Linked DNA regions of Mus musculus: region 2 is linked to region 1. The links are chromatin loops, found by intact Hi-C in ENCODE. Cell type or tissue: left cerebral cortex. All regions are shown on one strand.

Region 1 (8,000 bases):
AATATGTTGGTAGGAAACCCAAGTATAGTACCCACTGGAAGATGCTGGCTTTGTTTCTAGTCCTCTGCATACAAGGTTTGCTGTAACAACATCTGCTTATGTTGAAAAACTAAAATATAAAATAAGACCTACATGGCCAAGTCCCACAAGGTTATTCACTTCCTTATTTATGAATCAGAATCTGTCAGCACAACTTAGAATTTTGACTGTCAGCAGATACTACCTACGATTAAATGTCACCGAAAAACCAGCAGAGGGTGCAGCAGGGCACTAGAAATGTTACCCAAGATATAGCACAGCAATGTAAATCAATTAGCCAATCAACTTTTCCTTTATTTATTTACTCATTCATTTATATATTTGTTTGTTTGTTTGTGTATATGCTAAGGCTAATATCACCAAAACAAATTAGTTGAATCTGGGATAAAATGTCTTCAGTGGGCTAAAATTCTCCTGAAAGTGAAATTCAAGATGAATAAGGAATATGTGATTAAACTTAGTCTGGTCAAAATTAGTTAGAGCAGAACAAAGTGACACAGATCTGAGCCTCTCATTTTGTAAAAAGCCTACTATGGAGTTTCAACCTGTTGTCCCTTCATCGCCCCCCTCAAAAACAAAGTTTCTCAGTAGACACTATATTATGGAGGACTGTGTACTAAACTGGAGGATGGCAGAGCACCTTCATCCTAGTTTTGACTCAAGCTAGGATATCTTGGGCCACTTACTTCTCCCTTGAGGCCTGTATGTTCTCCAAAGGAATCAATAAAATAGATTCAGGAGGTACCTTACAAATCTGGAAAACATAAATTCCAATTAATGCTAATGAATGTAAAGAACTGGTATCATTGCTTTGACTGCCCCATAGACTAAAATAGACTAAAGGATAGCAGATAAGAAGCTGTGCTGAAACACATAAGTATTTTTGCTACATCTGATGTAAGCAACTAAAGGCCATTGCAAAGCTGTGAGAGTCCCATGCCATCACAGAAGCTCTAGTATACTGCTGTCCCACAATCTCTAACCAGCGCTCTGTCCATCCTGATTGCCAAAAATCCTTGACCACCATTTGAGTAATTTCCTGATTTCTTTTGAGTGAGTGTGTGTGTGTGTGTGTGTGTGTGTGTGTGTGTGTACATACAGAGAGAGAGAGAGAGAGAGAGAGAGAGAGAGAGAGAGAATATCAAGGTGCAGCTGCTAAGTACCTCTACTAGGATCCTGGAGGGGGGTAGTAAATAAAAGACCCAGAGTCCTAATTCATTGTCATTTAGCCCCGGTGTTTAAAATTTCAAGTATGAGAAGCCCGTCTACTGATTCTCTTCTTTGATACGCAGTTATATAAATTTGAGTGTCTTTGAAAGACATTTTAGGTCTGAAGCAATTTTACAAAGCACATTGTTAAGAAAGAAAGGAAGGAAGAGAGACACAGAGAGAGAAAGGAAAAGAAGAGAAAGTGTGTGTTCTGACACTAGAGTATTATTATGAATGTGACACCTCTAAAGTGTACAACTTGGAAAGTCAAAGCAACACAAATAATGTTTAAAGAGTTGTGACAATAACTATGGGTATAGCACCAAGTACAGAAGGCTTCCATGTCTCACCTCAAGTAGCTTACTTACACAAAGTGTCGTTTTCTCCAGAAGTTACAAATTCACCATTAATCTTTAACCACCTCAAAAAGATTCTTGGATGTTCTGCCTAAGATTCAAGTGTGAGACAGCTATGGAAACCACAGGAAGACTTAATATCAAGTACACTAAATTTGCTGGAATAACGAGTAAGAAAAACAACTACGATAATGGTTTGCTAAAAGAGATACAAACCCTCTAAAGATTATCAAAACAAAACAAAAATCCAACTTCCTGTTCCAAAGGCAGCAATAATGAAAACTCTTCACACCCACTGCACCCAACTCCATCTACAAGAGTGTCAGAACCGGCATGCAAAGGGTGAGTTTTATTTCCATAGATTTTTTAAATTGCTGTTCAGAAGTTGTCTAGCAAGACGGCATATTTCTACCAGAATTCCTCAGGGGCGCTGATCCTAACTAGAACGCAGAAGAGAATCCGTCTCAAGTTGCAGGTAAGTGTGAAAAAAGCTCAGGTCCTGGTCAGCGCACAAGAATCCAGCGCTGAAAGTATGGTTAAAAGTTGTTTCAACGGGCGTGGAACAGTTAGTACAGCTGTTTACAGCTCCAACTCCAAAGAGGAGCCTGCTAGTGCTGGCATCAGCTCGGGACACGAAGAAACAAGCACCACGGGCAGAGAAACTCACCAGGGGGCACGAGGGGCCAAGCTGCTCGCCGTTAGACGGCCACGGGGGCGGCGCAGGCACCTCCGCGCCCGGATGGGTGCAAGGCAGGCCAACTTTTCGCTAAGCAGCCCACACCTCCCCGGGGGCGGCGCGTGCAGGCTGGGCTTTCCAACTCCACGGGACCGGAGAGGGTCTGGATGAGCCAAGGCAGGAACCGAGAACAACCTGACCTGGACAACCTCTCCCCAGCACTCCGGCCCACTCCCAGCTCCTGCCCTGGAACTTGGCTCTGAGTGGCAGAGTCCCCTGAGCCCTGAGGCCCAGGCCCCCGCCCAACCGAGCAGGGGAGGGGGCCTCCAAGGCCGCCGCCCCTCCTAGGTGACTCACCTGGTGCCGGTCCTGGGAGTCAGGGGGGAGTGGATCTTCTCCCGGTTCCAAAGGCTGCTGTTGAAAGGACGGCTGCCCCAGGTGGCGGGTGATGGGACCCACCGGGTCGAGGCTCCCAGGGCTGCTTAGGGTGCCAGAGGTGCCAGGAGCACCCGGGCCACCGAGGCGGGACTCGGTTCCCCGTTCCCGCCGCAATTCGGACCGCAACTCTAGGTAGCAGCACAGCGTCAGCAGGTGGAGGGCCAGCGAGAGGCCAAAGAAACCCAGGAAGAGCCGGCAGCTGTTCCCTTCGCCCGCCCGAGCAGGGGCCCCGCGACAGCCGCAGCCCTGGCTGCCCCGCTCCCTTGGCGCTGCCGCAGGCAGGGGTTCCCTGCGCTCTACCTCTGGGTAGCCCATGGCCTCCAGAGACAACCACTATCTGAGGCCCGGGAGCCTCTGCCTCTGCCTCAGTCCTTCACGACCCCTGACAGGCGACTACTGTCCTGCCATCGGCTGGGGGCTGCAGGGACCCGTTCCTGAGCGACGGTGGCTGGGCGGGACAGAACAGGGAGCAGCCGCATGTGCAGCTCCACTCCGAGGGGTGGGAAAGGGAGGAGGAGGGGCGGGCGAGAGGGGCGGCGCGGCCAGAGAGGGAATGAGGGAGGAGGTCCTCACCTACCCCGCCCCATGCCTCAAGGGGCGGCCGGGACGCCCAACCACGGGCCCGCCAGGCCTGGCTGCCCCGCCCCCTGCCGTTCCACTCGGGCCTCCAGCCGTGGGGCGGGGCCTGGGGGCGTGGGGGTTCACCTCTGCCTGGCAGCCCCACCCAGCTCTTCCCGCTTGCCCCGTTGCAGTTGGTGAGGGCGGCTGTCGTTCATCTCTAGACTCCACCCCGGTTTAACCCTTCAGCGCCGCTATGGGGGAGGGCAGGAGGGGGAGGCTGAGAAGAATTTGGGAACCTTGGAAAGAACGTGGAGAAAAGAAAAGGAGGCAGAAACTAGCATTAATAGAAATGTTTGCAATTAACTGCAGTTGCTAATAACATCATCCAGTACTTATCTGTTGCTTTCAATCTTCAAAGCGTTTAACAGACGTTAAACTAATTAAAACAGTTCAGGGTTTGGAATGAAACCATGCCTGCTGTGTTTGCAATTCAATGGCTCGCCAGAAGAAAAGGAGACCTAGGAGCCTGGGAGCCAAACAGACTGGGAACAGGGCAACCTCACTCCTAAAATGAGTCTTGGGGCACAGTCTGAGGGCATAGAGAGGGTGCCTAGTGCCAAGTAAAACTGAAGTGATGCTGTCCGTTGAAGGCTAAAACCGTTTCCTAGGATTTCTTGATATAGTAATTCATTCAACAGATATGCATTGATCCCTTTCACAGTGCAGAAAGTACCGTGTGAGAGAACCCTCAGGCAAAAGTTTATCTTTTTCCAGAGCTGCACAAGTTTTGGAAGAACTTGAGCCTTCGAGGAGCAGGTGGGGAAACTGAGGGTCATGATGAGGTGAATTTTTACAGGGGTGGTCCACAGCATGGCCAGACACTATTGGCATCTGTATTCGCAGGCAACTGTTCTGGCCTCTCCACCCTTCCCATGCTTCCCCTGGAGTACTCCCTGGGGTAAGTTCAACAAGTCAGCCAAATGTTCCAGATGTACACTGCTGCAACGGCAGCATCTTCAACAGCTGCACCAATCAGAAACAGGGTCAGAGGGGGGAAAATGGCAAATGTCAGAACAATAGACCTGGAAATGAAGGATGGAAAAGATTAGTTGTCAAGAGTCACAATTGACAAGTGTTAGTAGTCTCAAATTTTAGAGAACTAAATAACTGTAGCAGAGCAAGCAGCCACTTTTTTTTTTACCCAGTAGGTACACTCATTTCCATGTAATTGAGAAATGAATAATTAGCAATTTTATTAACTTGAAGCAAGCGTAGTAAAAGCCACTGAGGAGGCTCAGTGGTGCGCCGGAGCACTTAAGGCTAGGCCTAAGACCTATGCTCATAAGGGAGAAGAAAAACACATAAGAGTGTAGAAAGGAGACAAAAGAGAAACAAAACCAAAAGCATATGGTGGGGAGGTCAGTGCACAGAGCACAGGGGTCATAAGCTTTAAATATATCAGCCACAGACAGGCTTTCTTTCATAGCCTAGTGCATGGCCTCAGTGCTTCAGAATAAACATCTTTTTGTCCTCTTTTTAACCTTTACGAATGAAACTGGACGTTTGCACAGGATCTCATCATCACACAGATAAGGGGGAAAAGAAAAGCTTGCAACAGCGGCTCTCAAGAACTACTTGTCCAGACCAGGAATTCTAGATGCTAGGAAAACCGCCAAGCTGATTTACCTTAATTATCACAGCCAGGATTATTGGAAAGAATGCTAGACCAGAAGTCAGGAGGCGTCACCCTAGCACTAGTTTGTTGGGTCACTGTGAGCAGAGGGAGTGGGGGAAACACTAGCTTGGTTTCTCCAACTAGAAGATGAAGGGTTTAAACTGTAACAGCTATTACATTGTTCCTTATCAGCCTCATCACTGGCTGTGTTGACTTTACTGCTCACACAATTTAAAGAGGCTATCTTTCCTTCCTCTAAAATGAGAGGGAAATAAATGACATCCATCTCCTGGTGATGGTGGGAGTGGTCGTGAATGGTGATGATGGAGGGGTCTTACTGGTTCCTGCTTCCCATGGTCTACCAACTTTTTTTTTTAATTTATCACTGTGTGTGTGAGAGAGAGAGGTGGGGGGAGGGCATCACATGCCACTGAGCACAGGAGGAGGTCAGAGGACAACTTTGTGGAATTTGTTTTCACTTTCCACCTTTGCATAAGTTCCCAGGATCAAAGTCAGGTCATCAGATTTGTGACTGTAGAGCAGCAAAGGCCTTCATCTGATGCGCCATCCTACCATGGCCCTTTCTCTAATAACTGGACCAAGAAAGACTCCCTTTGCACCATTGCCTCTAGAAGCCTTCAGAACTGCATTTGACCTAGCACATCATTTTGATTCCCAAGAGACAGAAAATAAGACTTCATGTACATTAGAAATATCACAGGGAGCCAGGGGCTGAGAGAAATGCATGTGGTTATAATAATTATCATTATATTAATGAAGTGCTGTGTATTGAATCTAAAAGTTTCACATTCAGTAGGCAGGCATTCTAACACTGAGCTACAACCTCAGGCCATGAGTTCCCTTTTTATTAATATGTTGTATGTGTTTTGATGCATTGCTTCAGCTTGCCTCTCTGTTTCCACAGAGCCCTGTCCCCTACAGCATAAGTCTTAAAACGATAAACCTATGGGCCACAGTCAGCAAACAGATGTGTTGTGTTTGGTGTACTATGGGCTAAAACTTGGAACTGAAAAGAAAATTCAGTTGCAGCATTTAAAAATCTGGAGGTTTCACATTTTTAGAATGCTGCTTTCCTACTTTTCTAAATATGAAAACAAACAAACAAACAAACAAACAAACAAATCACAAGGCCTGTTAACATTAGATCCACATTCCCATATGGCTACACCCAGCTAAAACTACCCCTTTGTGTTAAACAGAAAAATAAAGTTCTATATCACCTTTCTACCCCCTGGACTCTGGTTTTCAATTCTGCCCTTGTCAGACTCTTGACTTGCTTACATGGGCTCCTTGGCCAGGATATAATCTGATATTCCATCATTATTATTTGCTAACCTGCAAAGAAGACATACTACCACATTGCTAAATTCACTCTCTTCACATACCTCTGCACATTAGCCCAAGCTAGTATTTTTAACCAGAAGTATCCCCCACCTCCTCGAAGCTTGATAAATCAAGAATCGGGGTACATATTCATTCCCTTTACTGGCATAGAGATCAGAGGGGTAACTATGGTGCACTTAGTGATTGCAGGTAGCTGGGGGAATTACGAGCTTTTGGAGATAGATTCTCATCTTAGATTATTTACATTTCAGTTATTTGATTTAATACAAGTGATTGTTGTTTGTCTTAGACCACCTCAGTTTTCTCGTGTGGAAAATAGAGATGACATTATATACTTTTAGAAGAGATGCTTTGTAAGATAGCTGTGCTTAAGTGGGATGTGTGGAAGAGGGAAGAGTTTTGCTCTACTCTCTCAGGGCTTTCGGTAATTGAGCCTATTAAATAAACTGACAGCAGGCAGATTAGTGAGAGAAAATGAATGCAAAATGTATGATGTACAAAAAGGCATCCACATGAAAGAAAATGAATGTCAAATATGCAATGAGATTTAGAAATTTATCTATCCTCATAAGGGAGAGGGAGGCAAATGTAGTCAACTAAGGAGATTTGGAGGGGGTGGTGGTGGTGTTTTTTTGGTTTTTGTTTTGTTTTGTTTAGAAAAGTGAGTAGGTCCTGAGGGAAAAAAAGATGGTGACAAAGTTCCTCTGGGTATGATCCTGAACTCCAGGATCCACTTCAGTGATAACTGTTTAGTCAGCCACAGTTGCTGGGATTACCAGAGAAGTAATTCAAGACAATTAAGTTCCTTTTAGAAAACATCCTTCTTCAGAAAAGTTCAGTGGAGCCCCTCCCTATAATTGTTCCAAAGAAACATATTAGGTGTATGACATCCTTCAGAATCTATTTGTCAAACTTAGTGTCACACACACACACACACACACACACACACACCATATATATATTGGATTTTACCCAAAGGGAGTAAGAGTAACCACATATAGCAGTTCTCAAGGACATGATAGAAATGCAGAAAAGTTACATAGTTTCCAGAGTTTGTACTTATCAAATGCTAGTCCCCTTTTATGTATTAAATGTATTAAATTTTGAAATAGAGTCCATATGTACTCACCACCCTCCACTGACTGTTTGATGTGAATATCCATCTTCCTTGTATCCATTTTCTTTGTATTCATCTTCTTTGTAGCTGTCTAATGAACACCTCAAACTCAGCATAGCCAAAGTATGGCTTTCTCTCCAAAAATGTATTATGCTTTGGTATTCTGTAGTTCAGCCATTGGCAACGCCACTCTTCCATTGCTCAGGGAGAAGGAGAAGGAGAAGGAGAAGGAGAAGGAGAAGGAGAAGGAGAAGGAGAAGGAGAAGGAGAAGGAGAAGGAGAAGGAGAAGGAGAAGGAGAAGGAGAAGGAGAAGAAGAAGAAGAAGAAGAAGAAGAAGAAGAAGAAGAAGAAGAAGAAGAAGGAGGAGGAGGAGGAGGAGGAGGAGGAGGAGGAGGAGGAGGAGGAGGAGGAGGAGGAGGAGGAGGAGGAGGAGGAGGAGGAGGAGGGGGAGGAGGAGGGGGAAGGAGGAGGAAGGAGGAGAAGAACAACAATAACAATAACAACGCCCCTTTGAGACCATCCTTGAATGCCTTGACCTTCCCATCTGTTAGTGAATGGTGTTA
Region 2 (8,000 bases), 150 kb after region 1:
AACCCCTAAATAGTAATTTATGCCAGGTGTAAAATTCCTACCACAAAATGCTACCCATCATGCATCCCCACTTCCAGCTCACAAAACACTCAGAACTTGGGCAGGGAAAGGATATTTTTCCTGTTTTACAAATGAGGAAATGAAAGCTTAGAGGAGGCAAAGAAAACATGCCTGAGAGCAAACTGCTAACAAGCCCTCAACAGATGAGATAAGACCTCCAGAAGCCGAGAGAACCTCTGCCTTCCCAGACATCAAACTGCTCTCTATCAGCAATCAATGTGAGAGATTTAGTGTGGGGTCAGAAGGAGCCTGGATCTGACTATAACGTGGAGAAAACCCCCATAGAAAAGTTGTGCCATGGTTTTCATTCATTCTGGAGACTGACAAAAGAACAGTTGTGGCCATGGGCTTGGAGAGGGGAACCACAAAATATAGATAGCCTTTATTCTGTCTGCTAGGAGCCCTCTGCTCTCACTGAGGACGTGCATCCTTGACAGGCAATTAGAGTATGTACCTCTACCTCTGTATGGCAAAATGTGTCTTTCTTCATGTGATTGCATGTCTCTGACACCACAGGGAGATGCATGTGACATGGCGCCTGCTTCCACAGCACTGTTTATGAAAGTGACAACCTCTCCGTTCCTCTGTAGGACTTCGTCCAGAGTCTTGCTAACGGTGCATGGCTGGATGTGTTTGTCTCTCTGTCTGTACACCTTTAAGAAGTGGAATATCTCATTTGGTAGTGTGAGTGAAGCAGTGAGTCAGCTGAGGCTGAGTGAGGCGGGAGGAGACTGCTAGGTTACGAGAATAGGAAAAGGGAGAAGGAGAAAGTGAAGTCAGGGTGGACGAGCTACCCCTTTCCTCCCCACTCCTCCACCACAAATTCCCAACGGGGCCATAGACAACAGCAGAACCTTGCACAAGTCCACAGGAGCAATGCTTGCTGGAAAGAGGCACTTGCCACCCTTTCTCAAGGCCTTGAAGGGAGATGTTCTACACCAGGAGGTAACTGTCTCACTCTAGCCTACAGCCCCGAGCTCCAGAAAGTGTGACATCTACCTGGTCTCATTGTCACTTGACCTTTTGACCTTGCTGTTTTTTCTTTGCCCCCAAAGCAGGCCACCTGGCCAGGCAGGAAAAACAGGGAAGTAGATTCAGGCCCTAAAATGTGTATAGCCCCACCTACCTATTATTATACAGAGCAACCCTACTGAGGGTCAAGAAATTTCTCAACACTCAATTCTTTCCTAGGAAGGTCCCTTTTACAGTTACCTACTCTCTAATTTCGTCTAGACGCCCATCCCTAGCAGCCAGAAAGCCAGGTTTTCCTATCATCACCCTGGAGCACTGCGAGTTTTGTAATGCACCAACCTTCCATGGCCCTTCCAAGAGCTGATAAGCCCTGCTTTCCCAGCCTTCTTTCCTCAGAAGACTGAAGCCTACAGGTTCCCTCCTTATGAGAAGACAGGCATCCCTGGACTCCCCTACTTAGGATCTGGCCAGCAATCTCAGGTCATATAAGGTCAACAGTGTGGTCAGTGTACCCTGTCACCAGGCGTGGCCTGGCCTTTCATCAATTGGCAGGAACTAAAGGATGAGGATTAGGCAGTCAAATATTCTTCCCCCTGTCTTTTGAACACCCCCTAATCTTTCCACAGCCAGTCCCAGGGCTAATTCTAGTCCAGGAGTGGGGTTCAGAGCCAAACAGGAGACTGGGGAACACAGACTCTCCTGCTACCACTTTGCCAGCCAAGGGCCCCACTTCCCCCTCATACAGGAAGCAGTGTACCAGGAGGCTCCAGCCTTAAAATGTTCGAACCTTAAACTCACAGAAGTTGACCTGAATCTATCTCTGTAGCTCCCTCTCTAGGGAGGGGTACAGGGTGACACAGTACTACACTGGGAATGGTGGGAGCCGTAGGGGGGGGTGGGGGGTGGAGAGGGAGACCTTTATTTTTTTCTGGTCCCACTGACACAGAAACTACCTCTGGCCAGGCAGCTATTGTGGCGTAGGTCACCAATCCCTACCTTGCAGCCTTTCGTGCAGGACCGGATAGAGTACTCTTCTGCCTGTAAGTATTTATGCAGCACGAGGTCGAACTCATCATATTTTTCCTGAGCATGTCGATCCAGTCGCTGGTATGCCTCTATGCAATTGCTACATGCCTCCCAGGTCCCAGAGCCCGGGCTGGCCACTACGGCCAGTAGATCCCCCAGCAGGGTGTCCAAACTGCAGTCCAGGCTGTCGGGGCGGTCCATGCCAAGCAGCAAGTCCCAGACTGTGTAGGTGTCGCAAAAGGAGAGAGTGAAGTTCCGAAAGTGGCCTTTGAGCAAGTTTTTTTTGGCGGAGGGGAACTCCGGGGCACGGGAAGGGGAGTCAGGGGGCCGCAGAGGGGGAGCCGGGGTGGTCGGTTCGAAAAGTCTCTGCAAAGATTCCAATTTGGTGCAAGCTGCGTCCAGCCCGGTGGGCTCTGGGACGCCGTTGCAGACCGGCCCGGAGCCGGCTGCAGGGGCGGCTTTGGTCAGGTTGCTGTATCGCGGGCCGCAGGTGCCCGAGGACGCGCTGGGCTCGCCAGGCGACGGCGGCGGCGGCGGCAGCACCGCGCGAGGAGGTACCGGCTGCCGCTCGCGGCCGGCCCCCCAGGGCGGCCGCATGGCGCTGCTCAGCTCCCTGGCCCGGGGCCGGGCCCCCGCGCACAGCCACAGATGGTCAGCGAGCAGCACGGTGAAGAAGAGCAGGGACGCCAGGGACAGTCGCCATCGCTGCGCCCGCTCCGAATCGGCGCAAGGTTTGTCGCTCTGCCTGGGAGCCCAGCAGCAGCAGCAGCAGCAGATAGTCAGCGCGGCGGCGTCTTTCCCGGGCCACATCCAAGCGCCCCTGAACATATTTCAGGGGGGTCCGGGCTGGAGGGAGTAGGCAGGCGCGAGGCCGGACGGCCGTCTCGGGAGGGCGGGCTGCGCACCGCACCGCGCTCCTCAGCGCCGTCCAGGCTTTACCTCGGGGGCCGCATGGCTAGGCAGGCCGGCCGGCCCGGGGCCCCGCTCAGGCCGTTGTGGCGGGGCGCTCTCGGGCCGTCCCCGCGCCCCTCCCGCGCTCCCCTGCTGGCAGCCGGGGCGCCGCCGCCCGGCCCGCTAGGCGCAGCCCGGCGTCCCGGCGGGGGGCGGTGCGGGGCACTGGGGCGGTGGCGGCTGCGGCGGCGGCGCCGCACTCCTCATGGTGTCGGGCCCCTCCGCTACCCCGGGCTCCGCGCCACTTCACTCCGCGCCCCCGGCCCCCTGGCTCGCACTCTGCTCTGGCCGTCCGTCTCGGCTCGGCGCGGCTCTGCGCCCCTCAGCGCCGCCGTGCGGGCCCCGCCGCGCTCCACTCCGCTCCCCTCGCCCGCGCCGCTCCTCTCCCGCCCGTCTGCCCGCTGCCCGCTGCCCGCTCCGTGCAGCTCCCCGCCTCGCTCGTGCCCTCCTAGGCCGGCCGGCCGGTCCGCCGCCGGCCCTTCGGGCTTCCCTCGCGCTCTGGCAGTCCGCTGGGGCCGGTCCCGGGCCGGCTCCGCTCTGGCTCCGCACCCGCGGCTCCCGGAGTTCCGGCTCGGGCGGGCCACCTGGCTCCCCGCAGCGCCACAGACGCCGGACGCGGACGCCCGGCTTTACTTAGTGCGCCTCTCGCTTCCGCCTCTGCTTCGCCCCGCTGTGGCGGCCGCCCAAAGGCATGGCCCCGTGGCTCCCGCTGGCCATGCCCCCTCAGTCTGTCGCCATCTTCCGCTGTGCGGAGAACACCTTGAGAGCCCGTGTGCGAGTGTGTTTGGGGGGGAGCAGGGCGGAGAAAGAGGCACCGGGAGGAGGAGGGAGCGGGACTGGGGCCCCGACTGCGCCTGCGCCTCAGGACTCCCCCCTCCCCAACCCCAGCCCCCGCCGGCCGCAGCCTGTGCTGTTTGGGGATGTTTCCAGTCCACCCCCAACTCCATTCACTTCGGCGCCTCCGTTCACCCGACCGCTCCCCGTGTGCACACGCCACACGCAGAGTCCCAGGCCTGGCGCTCCCCCTCCCCCACCAAGCGACCGCTCGCCTCCCTTCCCAGGACCGCCCCTCGCTCCCCCCCGAGGGCTAAGGGACTTCTGAGGGTGATTCTAAGAAGCAGGGGGCATCTCCTTAGGTTCTTGCTACCTCTCTGGGTAGCCTCGCCCTCGTCCTCAGGACTAGGGGACACTAAAGCCGGTTGCGGATAGGACCGGTCCAGAGTCCCTAACTCCGCTAACGCTCTCACTGTCCTGCCTGAGGCCAAGACTGCCCCTGGTGCTGAAGGACAGCTCCCAGTTTAGCTGTAGAAGGGGACTGAGCTCTGAGTGCGTCCTGAGGGAGGCAAGGCAGTGCACTAAGACCGGTAGTAGTGGTGGGGTGTCGTTTTTGCCCTTAGGAAGATTTCCAGCAGCCTCCCCCCAAAACCCGTCCTAGCTTCCTGGCTCCCCCTACAGGCTGCTGAGAATAGCTGAGCGCCAGAGTTAGGGAAGCTGTGCCGGGTGGAACCATGCGCTCCTGGCTCTTAGAGTCACATGGCTCTAGGAACTCGGACATACAAATGTCCTGCCGCGCTACTAACCTTGTTTGGACTCCACAAACATCTCAGATTGCTCCTGTGGTATACTTCCTTTTTGCATTCCCTTTTTCCGCTGCAACTCTTCCGTAATAGTTTTGAACAAACTACTCTCCCAGGGATTTGTTACTAATCATAACAATGGAAAAAGAACCTTTATTGAACACACATAGAACTTGCTAGATACTGCACTTGGCACTTTAATTTGCTTTAGTCTTCTGATCTCATCAACCTTATGAGATAGATGTTAGCGTTGTCTTCATTTGCATGCGAGGAAGCTGAAATTTAGTGTCTTTAAACCGTCTCAGATAACCGGTGCATCCTGACAGAAACCCAGGGAGTCTGACCCTAGACCTCTCTACAGTGTCAGGAAGGCCTTAGAAAGATGAAGGAGTAGAAGACACAGGCCTGTCTTAAAGGAAACTACAGTTCTCCGAATACGGAAATGAGAATTATATACTGGCTAATGGAATTCATGGGTAGAGGATGTAGGTTCAAGTAACACTTCTAAACTGACCAGGCTTTGTGCCCTGAAAGAATCTGTTCTATGTTTTCTTCTTGACAGCATGAGGGAATGCCAAGGGCTAAATGAGATGGGTAGGGACTGTTAGCACTACTCAGTGCTAAATTGCAAAGGATGCTTGGAAATCTGAGTGTGGGGGATGGTGTAGCTGGTTACTAAAGAAATAGCAGAATTGGGTGGGTGAGTGAGGGCATTCCAGATAAAAGAAACAGGAGAGAAAATTTTTCAGGGGTAGAAAGTAGACATATATGTTTGTAAGTGTAATAGTTTTAGACTTTAGAGGCAAGGAAAAGCAAGCTATAGCAAAAAGGGGGGAAATGGTGAGACATTCAAGAGGCCTAGTCATTCATTATATTTAAGCACTCCCTGGACCAGCATAGGGTGTTGCAATTGTCCAGGTATAGCCTTGCTATGGAAGTGCTTACAGTTGAATTGGGGAAGCAGACATGTCACAGGAAGGAAGGGATTATAGCCTAATACAAAACAATGGTATCGATGAGAGATCTCCCTTCTATAGAGAGATGGACTGGTCGACTCTGAAAATTTCCTCGGAGACAATTTTGCCCATAGCCAGGTCAGGTGGCAAATATCTGCTTGAAAATGCATCAAATTCCATGCACTATACTAGGTACCAGTGATAGAGACCCAAGTACAATATGTGCCCTGGGGTAAAAAGAGGTTAGTTGAAGTGGTATGGGATAAGTGGGTCTTGGCTAAACAGAAAGTAGAGGAAGTGTGTATGAAGGCTGTCTCAGGAGAAGGGAAGTCATGTGTAAGGGTGTAGAATCGAAGACAGGAAAAGCCTGTTTAGAAACCTACAATGTAGTTTGCTGTGGCTAGGTGTAAAGTGGAACCAGTGCTAAAATGGAAGCTGAGCATTTGGCAGGGACCTAATCATGGGTCCCTGGATCTATAGAAGAGATTGGAAGATTCTTGAGAAAAGATACCATGACCAGGTTTGTATTTCCAAAGGATTGATTTAGCTAAGGCATGAAGACTGCATTGGAGGGGCCAAGACTGGAGGCAGGGAGATGGGTTGGGAGACTGTTTAGGACTGGACAATGGTAGCATCAGCTGAGGTGGGAGAAGAAATGATATAGGAGGAAAATGAAAGAGGTATAATTGAAAGGATCTAGGACTGACTTAAGAGTAAGGAGTGGAGACAGTTCTGTGAGAGAGGAAGGTGAAGCTAGAGATCTCCATTAGTGACACTAACAGGCCTCCTCCTGGCCACCTAGGGAGTCTTTGAAGAGCCATTCTTTATTTAGTCTTTGGAAGATTTCTGAGTTGTGTTTAACAAAGAAGGCTAGTATGCTTGGTTAAAAACTGATTGGCTGGCCCGCAATGATTGATACCCTTTCTCACCATTGGAAAGAGCAGCCTGCCTGGCCTAGGCTATCATCTCTGAGTACCTCTGGAGCATTCTGTGAGAAGTCATTCAGGCAAGACTCCCTCTTTAAGGTGAAATGTGTCTCACAGAGGCCCATTTATCACAGGAGTCCAATATCACAATGACTTGCCCACACAGCACCTGGCGCAAACAAAGGAGAAGTGGTAGCATGCTAGCAACCAGAGGAGGACCTCATTCTCACTCTAGATGACACTGGAAGTGAAATGGGGGTGTGGAAAGCCTTGGCCTCTGCTAGAACAAAGAAGCTAAGGTGAAAAGGGGGACTGGAGCGGCACACTCCTCTGTACCACTGCTAGGCTCCAGCCAAACTTCTCCCTAACTCTTGCTTTCCATCTGCACCCCAAGCAGAGACAAGGGGCTAAAGGCCAGTCTTGTCTGAGGGGGCATACACTACCCAGGAAGCACACATTCTAACTAGACCAGAGAGAAGACAACTTGGAGTAGAGGGAGAAGGGAAAGGAAGGTTTCCATGGTAAAATACTGACAATAGGAAGAAAACTAAGTGGGAACTCTTTAAAGATACCAGTGTGGATACACAGGAGGCCTTCTATTAAAGCCAGGTGTTTAAAAGTCACCGGCAAAAGCAGGAAGGAAGAGTGTGCAAGGAAGGGTGAATCTAAGAAGAATGACAAGATGGCTTAAGCACACCTTGAGTTAAAGGTTGTCAGGCTCTGACTGTATCCCATTGGGGGCACTGTCTATTCCAAGGTCTGAGGAATTTTTCTTCTATCTATAGCCCACACCTACACTAAGATGAGAAGGCTTAAAGTAAACCCAGCTTTCTCCAACTCCCTACTTGGAATACAGCATCAGTCTTTGCTACTGGTCTGAGTTTGTTCTCCTTTCCTGACCCTCTGCCTCATCCTCCACTTCTTCTAACTCACATCCTATACCCAAGTCCCAGCTTCATACCTACCTATATCCTAGCAAGACCCAAGCCTACCATCTACAGAAAGTACTGACCCTGAACCTTAGCCCCACTGCAGAAGGCTCCTGGCAGGCCCAATTGTATATGTATAGTTCTAAGTAGTCCTTTCTTTTGATTTAAAGAGTCATGGTTGTCCTTCATTTGGATCTTTAGCTTTTCTGTTATTACTCTGTTCCAGTTAGAGATTTCTTTGGCCACAAATAATAAGCAAATCTACAGTTGCAGCTTAAACAGATTCGTTTTCTTCATTTAACAAAACTTCCTTGATCTAGTGACACGGTGGCAGTTCAGTGGTATCTTTAATACACATTCCTTATTTTTTTATTTTTTATTAGGTACTTTCCTCATTTACATTTTCAATGCTATCCCAAAAGTCCCCCATACCCTCCCCCCTACTCCCCTACCCACCCACTCCCACTTTTTGGCCCTGGCATTCCCCTGTACTGGGGCATATAAAGTTTGCATTCCAATGGGCCTCTCTTTCCAGTGATGGCCGAATAGGCCATCTTTTGATACATATGCAGCTGGAGTCAAGAGCTCCGGGGTACTGGTTAG

What was found. Peaks named below come from ENCODE experiments on the same cell type or tissue, not always from the same donor. Only the 100,000 strongest peaks of a DNase experiment are listed, where the experiment ranks them.
Region 2: a loop joins it to region 1, with 8 times the contacts of the local background. A loop is called at or near these places in 6 of 42 quality-filtered maps.

The regions. Positions count from the first base shown.
Region 1 is chrX:99,970,814-99,978,813 of GRCm38, reverse strand. It overlaps Eda (ectodysplasin-A), which reads right to left and starts at 3,208. Exons shown (of 8, transcript NM_001177937.1): 1 at 2,638-3,208. The coding sequence starts at 3,033. In left cerebral cortex, a CTCF peak has its summit at 263 (motif pointing right); DNase peaks (open chromatin) are centred at 251, 3,399 and 3,748; H3K4me3 peaks cover 1,774 bases.
Region 2 is chrX:99,815,955-99,823,954 of GRCm38, reverse strand. It overlaps Tmem28 (transmembrane protein 28), which reads right to left and starts at 3,791. Exons shown (of 3, transcript NM_001081283.2): 1 at 2,029-3,791. The coding sequence starts at 2,886. In left cerebral cortex, a CTCF peak has its summit at 4,465 (motif pointing left); DNase peaks (open chromatin) are centred at 796, 2,895, 3,802, 4,404 and 1 more place; H3K4me3 peaks cover 3,711 bases; H3K27ac peaks cover 735 bases.